2 separate regions of the Homo sapiens genome follow, and region 1 is linked to region 2. The links are chromatin contacts, found by Hi-C or POLR2A ChIA-PET in ENCODE. All regions are on one chromosome and are shown on one strand. The core of a region is the stretch at or near the end of the contact, and the rest is flanking DNA. Distances in the headings are between cores, read along the strand shown. Region 1 overlaps SLC35D4 (solute carrier family 35 member D4). Region 2 has its middle 20 kb from the start of CABLES1.

Region 1 (4,027 bases), core at 959-3,458, 270 kb after region 2:
ACTCGTGAAAGATAAAATGACGCTGGGGCTGTGTCTTCAAAAATCTTACATGCTAAGAAGAGGAGAGAGAAAGAAATAGATGTAACCTGTATTTTAAAAAGCAATTAAGCTCTTGTTCTATCTATCCATTTATCTATCTATCTAGTATCACTCTGTTGCCCTGGCTGGAGTGCAATGACATGGTCACTGCAGCCTCAAACTCCTGGGCTCAAGCAATCCTCCCACCTCAGCCTCCTGAGTAGCTAGGACTACAGGCATGAGCCACCATGTATGGCTACTCTTTCTTTCTTTCTTTTTTTTTTTTTCATTTTTGTAGCAGCAGGATCTCACTATGTTGCTCAGTGGTATTGAATTCCTGGCCTCAAGCGATTCTCCTGCCTCAGCCTCCTAAAGCACTGGGATTACAGGCGTGAGCCACTGCACCCAACCTCAACTTCTATTTTAGTTCTGTCTCTTTAAATATTCCATTCACTAATCCAGCTGACTCAGAGCAGTCCTATAAACTATCTGGTGTGATATGAAAATTAAAAAACAGAAAAAAGGAGAAGGGACATTTTACTCCATCCCGAGAGACAAGGGAAAAAAAGGCAGACTGGAGGAATATAAACTTGGCATTTAAATTACCTGTAATGAAGACATTCTGATTTGGACTCACCCTTATAATTCCTTTTGATGAGTCAGTTTAATGAAATCAGACTTTTGTACTGAGAACTCATTTGTACATGTTAGCAGAGAGTAACATGTTAGCAGAGGGTGACACAGATTTTTCTTCTATATTTGATAGAGGAAATGAACAGGTACAATTAAACTTTTGATTAATTCTAAACATTTCAGAAGGATTATTCTGCTAGCTGGGAACAAACTACAATTTTTGATGCTAGTTCAGGCAGTGTGAAGTATGAACATATTGTTTAGACGTGAAGCGCTGACAAGAGAAACATGTGGCTTACTACAAAGGCTACCTTAAGTTTTCATGTGTGCCTAAATAATAAAGTTTCCCCTGTTTTAATGAACAGATTCTATTTTTGCAACTTTAGACTCTAATCTTGATCTTTGTCCAACCCTGCCTCTGCAGAGCACAGGACGCGAGGCCAACCGTGCTGTACTGCCATCTGCTGGGAAGTTAGCCCTCAAGAGCTGAAAGGAGGAGGGCAAAGGTGATCTGGCTCACACCTGCGTAACTGCCCCCGGTATGATAAATGTGTTACTCAAAAATTCTTTTTTTTTTTTTTTTGAGCCAGAGTCTTGCTCTGTTGCCCAGGATGGAGTGCGGTGGCGTGATCTTGGCTCACTGCAACCTCTGCCTCCTGGGTTCAAGCGATTCTCCTGTCTCAGCCTCCCAAGTAGCTGGGATTACAGGTGTGTGCCACCATGCCCAGCTAATTTTTGTATTTTTAGTAGAGATGGGGTTTCACCATGTTGGCCAGGCTGGTCTTGAACTCATGGCCTCAAGTGATCTGCCTGCCTTTGCCCCCCAAAGTGTTGGGATTACTGGCTTGAACCACCATGCCCAGCAGTTACTCAAAATAGAGCTAAATGTAACCAAAACCTCAACAGCCTAGTGTAAGAGCAGAAATTGAGAGGAGGGACTAAAGGGATGCTCTTCCACTTCTGTGAATAGCATGTTCACCCAGTAACTTCCAGGGCTAATGTTTCAGGCCAAAAGAAAAGGCCCCTTCCATGGAGGGGAGTAAAAGAGCACACAGATCCTGGGATACAGAGAGTAAAAACAGGCAATATGTTCATTACTTAGCTCCATCTCCCAGGGCTCTGGATATGACTGAGTTCATGGCAGTCATTTTCCTTTTCAGGATACTCAGTCCAAAATAACCTAGCAACAAGTCCTACTGAGGTCTCAGGGTTCTAAATGGGTTATTATAACTCCTCAAAAGTCATGCTGCCAAAGGGCTAGGGGTGGTGGCTCATGCCTGTAATCCCAGCACTTGGGGAGGCCGAGGAGGGCAGATCACTTGAGGTCAGGTGTTCAAGACCAGCCTGGACAACATGGCGAAACCCCGTCTCTACTAAAAATATCAAAAATTAGCCAGGTGTGGTGGCGCACACCTGTAATCTCAGCTACTCGGGAGGCTGAGGCAGGAGAATCGCTTAGAACCGGGAGGCGGAGATTGCAGTGAACTGAGATCACGCCACCGCACTCCAGCCTGGGCGACAGGGTGAGGCGGTCTCAAAAACAAAACAAAAAAAAGAAGTCATGCTGCCAAAATTAACAATAAATAGCTGACATTCCTCTGGGTTAGCTAACTGAACTGTGAGGGCTACTCACACTGCCAGGTGCTGTTCTAAGGGCTCTGCATGTACTGAATCCTTTAATCATGGGGTAATTAACAGTCATTGGTTCTATGTTAGAGAGGAGAGCACTTGAGGCACTGAGGAATGAGGGAAGCTGCCCATCACCTGCCTGCCAGTCCTGCGGTGTCACCCCTGCTGGCACCCTTAGCCACCACTTGATGCTCCCTCTGCCTGCCTGACAAGGAGAGCCCTTTCTCCTTATCAAACTGGAAAGTCCCTTCCCATCCTGCCTGACTCAGCTCAAATCTATCCACCAGGGAAGCTTTCCTTGCTCCTCCCATGCCGAATTACTGGAGCTCACCCGCTGGCCCACCCATACCCTGTGCCAGCCCGAGTGTACAGGCCAGCCCCTCCATCCAACTCTGCGTTAAGGCTAAGAAATGCGTCTCCTACGTCTCTGCAGCTTTAGGCCTAGCAACATGTTTGACATTTCATAGGTACTTGATAAATCCTGAACAAATGAATAAACAAACAGGAGTATTCTAATATTAAACTATAATAAATAATTCTGCAAGGTAGTTAGATTAATTCCTCGAGCCACGTATTGCCTTACAGTCAAACTGTGTGTGTGTGTGTGTATGTGTGCATGAGTGTGTGTGTGTGTGCATGAATACACAAAGGCCTTGTTGTGGATGGTGAAAATGAACTCTACAGCTCCAGATAGTTTATTTTCATAATCTGAGAATGAAGTCACAAGGAGGTCAACTTTTACTCTCCAAAAATGATTCTAGTAAAATCTACACATAGTAGACAAAATAGCCCTCATGGTAACATTTAACAGTCTGTGAGGTGGCGTGCAAGTGTGTTCCTTATGATAAGGGATGACTTCATCAAGGCTCCTAGCTGTATCATCAGAAATGTAAGTCTCATCAAGAACATATTACAGCAGCATCATAGAGCAGATTTTAACGCTAAATTGCTAAAAACCACCTACAATTCTACAAATAGGGAACAGCCAACTCATGCTTCAACCAATGTGGAATGATAGCCTTAATAGGGATTCCTGACAAACTGTTAAATGGAAAAACAGGATGTTTCTTACCGTTCGTGTAAATACATCTATATATGTGCATGGGAAAAAAGTCTGAAAGAATAGAGTGGTTTCCTCAGGGAAGTAGAAACAGTTGATTTTTGGGTTTTTAGAGTCAGGGTCTCACTGTTGCTCAGGCTGAGGTGCAGTGGCACAATCATGGCTCACTGCAGCCTCGAACTCCTGGCCTCAAGTGATCCTCCTGCCTTGGCCTCCCAAAGCTTTTTGATTACAGGCATGAGCAACTGTGCCCGGCCTCCATCTGTATTTTCTACAACATCTTAAATCTTCTTAGATTTATAAAGGAAAGAAAGGTTTGTTTTAATAACAACAACAACAACAACAACAACAAATTACCCACTCACTTTTTTTCTAGTTTGCCCTGACAAGAAATGATGTTTTGTGTTAGTGATGAAATGGAGTCGAAGATGCAAACACTTATGGTGTTCATTCAGTTATTTCCAAGGACAGGGCCTCTCAGCCAGACATCTGCCCTCATCTCTAGAATGGAAGAGGTCCCCTGCTAGAGGGAAACATCCCTGAAGGACTTTCTAACCCTCAGTCCTACCGTCACCCTCATCTACAGGCTCTGGCCTGCTCATCAGGAAGCAAAACCCTGTGGAGATGCCTTGATCTTATCCAGGTAAATCTTCATTTCTAAATTCATAAGAAAGTAAATCTTCCTTT
Region 2 (3,977 bases), core at 51-2,550:
TCCCAAAGTGCTGGGATTATAGGAGTGAGTCCCTGAGCCCGCCACCATCTTAGCAATTTTTAAGGTACAGTTAGTTGAGTGGCATTAAGTACATTCACATTGTTGTGCAACCATCACTACCACCCATCTCCATAGCTCTTTTCATCTTGTAAAACTGAAATTGTACGTTAAACACTAACTCCCCTTCCCTCCTCCCCCCAGCCCCTGGCTACCACCACTCTGTCTCTATGATTCTGATGACTCTAAGTACCTCATACAAGTGGAATCACAGTGTATTTGTCTTTCCATGACTGGCTTACTTCACTTAGCATAATGTCCTCAAGACAGGACAGGTCTTGCCTCAGCTGCAAGCTGGTGCCAGAACCAGCCATCCCTGGTTCTGGGACGTCCATGGGCATGGCCTGGGGGCTCACTTGAGCAAAATTCCATGGCCCCACGAAGACAACCAGAGTCCCCCGTACCTCTCCATCCCGCACAGGCTCAGTCTTCCAAAACACTGCGGTGTGGGAGGGGGTTGCCTCAGTCCAGTCAAAACCCATTTTTTTAGAAAACCATTTATGCCGCTTCTTTAAGAGCTAAAGAATCCTCCAATTTACTCAACTCTAAAAAAAACCTTAACACCCAAACAGTAGCATCTGGACATAAATTTAACTAGATTTCAGAGTTTTCTCTAAGAATAGTTGGTGAATGTTGCTTTACGTCTTGGAGAATTTCCTAAACTAAGAGAGTCCAAAGATAAGGATTATTTCACTTCCAGGAAACAAAACTGCCATTTAGGTCCCTAAATGGCAGATCCCAGGTAACAGTACAAAACAAGTCTCTCTTTACAAAGCCCCTGCTATTGTAGTTAAAATAAACAGTCCATGTGTTAGAGTTGGAAATTCTATTGTTATATAGATATCTTGCTGAAATGGGTTCTGACCCCTACAAAGAGTTCTCAAGAATGAAACACGTGATGTTCCTTTAATGTTGTTTTTGCTCATGCAAATGACATCCTATTACACCCACGGATGCTTAACTACTAAGTTAAAACAACTACATGGCAATTTTGATCACTCCAGAGTCCCCTCACTGTTTTGTGGTTTTATGTAATTCGCATATTGTGTACAAAAAGACTTGACCTGGAGCCGGCAGCAAGAAATGTGTAATTAGAAACACTTCCCGAGGAAATTAGGTGACAAGTGAAGGCTTGAGGATTTCCGAGGGAGCCTGGAGCTGCAGATATTCATTATGGGTACTTAAGAGGCACAGCTGCCTCTGCTGAAAACCATGTCAAATGCCGTCCGCTGGATGCCAGCGTGGAGGCCAGCCCAGAGCCAGAGATGGTGGCTATGGCAACACGCTACTCCATTTTTAAACTTTTCATTACCTAAAAGGAAATTGCTTAGGCTGTTTTTCTTTTTTTCCTTTTTCTCCCTACCAATTTCAGAGTTTGTACCAGCAGTGAATAGCCTCCAGGTCTAACATTTCCTGGGTAATGAGTGACTAGCTGGGTGAAGTGCTTTTGGCCTTACCTCCAGCCTTGGCAACTCCAGCCAGTTATTAATTGCTGCACCGGGAAACACTTTCCAATCAAGCTATTATTTAATCAAAATAAAAGAAAACGAACTATTATTGCTGTCAACAGCAATGAGCAACTCTCCGCAGGAGTCTAAATGGGAACTGTGGAGGTTTTCACTGGAAGAAGTGTTCCTCTGGGGGTCAGATAAGCAGGGCAACGTGAAGTTGCGTGGAGTACCCTTGGGAACTGGTTCTTGTGGGAGGAGAGAATGTTGAACCAGCAGGAAGACGCAGAGAGATTACACACACCCTGTCCTAGATCTCAGTCATTCATGGTCAGTTAACCTGTAACCTTGCTGTTAAGCCAGTGCCCCAAATGCTTCTGTGGGAGTGTCTGCAGGGGAAAAGACAGTCCATAGAAGCATTTGGGCTGCTTCTATAAGCAATAAATAGTAAAACCTGTAACCACCATAATAACCACACTTCCTGAGTACCCCCAATGTGCCAGGCAGGCACTGTGCCCCCAGGTTTATACTCAGATCTCAAGAGTTCCCCACATTGCCACTGTGGGGAGAGTATAGTCACGATCCCTCTTTCACAGGGACACTGAGTCCGAGAGAGATGAACTTGGCCAAGACCCACCACACCCTGGTGTGAATAGCAGAGCCGGGGCTTGACTTCTAGTCTCTGCATCGAGCAGTTGCTTTTTTTTTTTCTTTAAGTGACAATATAAACATAACATAAAAGTGACCATCTTAACCATTTTTAAGTGGATAGTTCTGTGGCAGTAAGTACATTGACATTGTATGCAACTATCACCACCAACCATCTCTAGAACTTTTTCATATCCCCAGCTGAAACTCTGTACCCATTAAACACTAACTCCTCATTCCCTCCTTCCCCAAGCCCCTGGCAACCACTATTCTGTCTCTAACAGCGTGATGATTCCATGGACCTCACATGAGTGAATCATACACTATTTGTCCTTTGGTGACTGGCTTGTTTCACTGAGCGTAACGTCCTCAGGGTTCATCCACGTTGTAGTATGAGTCAGAATTGCCTTCCTACTTAAGGCTGAATTACATTCCATCGTTTGTATACACCACATTTTGTTTATCCATTCATCTATGGATGGACATTTGGGTTGTGCCCATGTTTTGGCTGTTGTGAATCATGCTGCTATGTTTACTTCTTCTTTTTTTTTTTTTTTTTTGAGATGGAGTTTTGCCCTTGTTATCCAGGCTGGAGTGCAGTGGCATGATCTTGGCTCATTGCAAGCTCTGCCTTCTGGGCTCCAGCGATTCTCCTGACTCAGCCTCCCGAGTAGCTGGGATTACAGATGCCCACCATCACACCCAGCTAATTGTTTGTATTTTTAGTAAAGGCGGGATTTCATCATGTTGGCCAGGCTGATCTTGAACTCCTGACTTCAGGTAATCCACCTGCCTCGGCCTCCCAAAGTGCTGGGATTACGGGTGTGAGCCACCGTGCCCGGCCGCTACGTTTAACTCTTAACCTCTAAGATTCATTGCCCCTGGGAGTAGTTGCTCTTCAAGGATAACACATGGCTCAGGGACTGCCTGTCACACCCCAACCTGAGAATCAGCAGAGACTACCACGGGGCCCATCAGGCCACTAGGCAGGTGCCACTCCCCTGGCAGGGAGAGAGGTGCCGGTGGCCACCGACCTCATAGGGTTCCACAGCTCCACACTGGCATGTTGCGGGAGGAATTTCAGTGTTCAATCCCAGGCTGTTTCTCTGAGTCTTAGGTTCTGGGATAAACAAGCTCCTTCAAGTCCAAACTGCTCAGATTAGACTTTACTGATAGATTCCACACCTGGAATCCTGCTCCGGGACTGCAGTCTCATCCTCCAGCTCCTGCAGGCTTCTTCTAAGCTGGTGGGTCTCAGCAGGGATGGGGGTGAGTGGTACTCCACACCCAGGGGACACCACCCACAGGAAGCTTTGTGGACATGTGAAGGGCATATGTGGTTGTCATAATGGTTGGGGGACACTGTTAATATTTATGTGAGGCCAGGGACTCAGGTGACCTGCAGTGTGTGAGGCAGTCACCCACAACAAAGAATTGTCCTGCATCCTGAACCAATTTCAAACAACCCATTAACATTTGTCTCCTAAGCTGTGTGACCTAAGTGCCACCTGCCTCCCCGGTTCCTCTCCCTCCCCTCTCATGCTTAAAGATAAGCCATTTTTGGGCCGGGCACGGTGGCTCACGCCGGTAATCTCAACACTTTGGGTGGCCGAGGCAGGCGGATCACAAGGTCAGGAGTTTGAGACCAGCCTGATCAATATTGTGAAACCCCATCTCTACTAAAAATACAAAAATTAGCCAGGCATGATGGCAGGTGCCTGTAATTCTAGCTATTCAGGAGGCTGAGGCAGGAGAATCGCTTTAACCCAGGAGGTGGAGGTTGCAGTGAGCCGAGATCATGCCATTGCACTCCAGCCTGGGCAA

Evidence for each region. Hi-C counts contacts between places; a loop is a spot of excess contacts on that map. ChIA-PET counts read pairs that join two places held with the same protein, here RNA polymerase II (POLR2A). Pooled maps may share reads with other maps.
Region 1: a map of IMR-90 shows a loop between it and region 2 (3-fold over the local background). The contact joins two enhancer-like sites. A Hi-C loop is called at or near these places in 11 of 168 maps with a recorded cell type or tissue (CD14-positive monocyte, IMR-90, adrenal gland and 8 more) and 4 of 50 pooled maps. POLR2A ChIA-PET finds 5 or more read pairs at or near these places in 9 of 52 experiments (B cell, Caco-2, HEK293 and 6 more).

The regions. Positions count from the first base shown.
Region 1 is chr18:23,377,908-23,381,934 of GRCh38, forward strand. The region is part of intron 5 of SLC35D4 (solute carrier family 35 member D4); the gene reads right to left. Among named protein-coding and RNA genes, the nearest start is that of SLC35D4, 58 kb to the right of the region's middle. RefSeq lists an enhancer at 247-376. Within about 2 kb of position 2,209, at least 13 of the 41 ENCODE cell types and tissues checked have a DNase peak (open chromatin) inside an H3K27ac peak, as active enhancers do; they include IMR-90 and right lobe of liver, where a contact is called at or near this core.
Region 2 is chr18:23,113,336-23,117,312 of GRCh38, forward strand. No RefSeq gene overlaps it. Among named protein-coding and RNA genes, the nearest start is that of CABLES1, 20 kb to the right of the region's middle. Within about 2 kb of position 1,301, at least 13 of the 41 ENCODE cell types and tissues checked have a DNase peak (open chromatin) inside an H3K27ac peak, as active enhancers do; they include IMR-90 and right lobe of liver, where a contact is called at or near this core.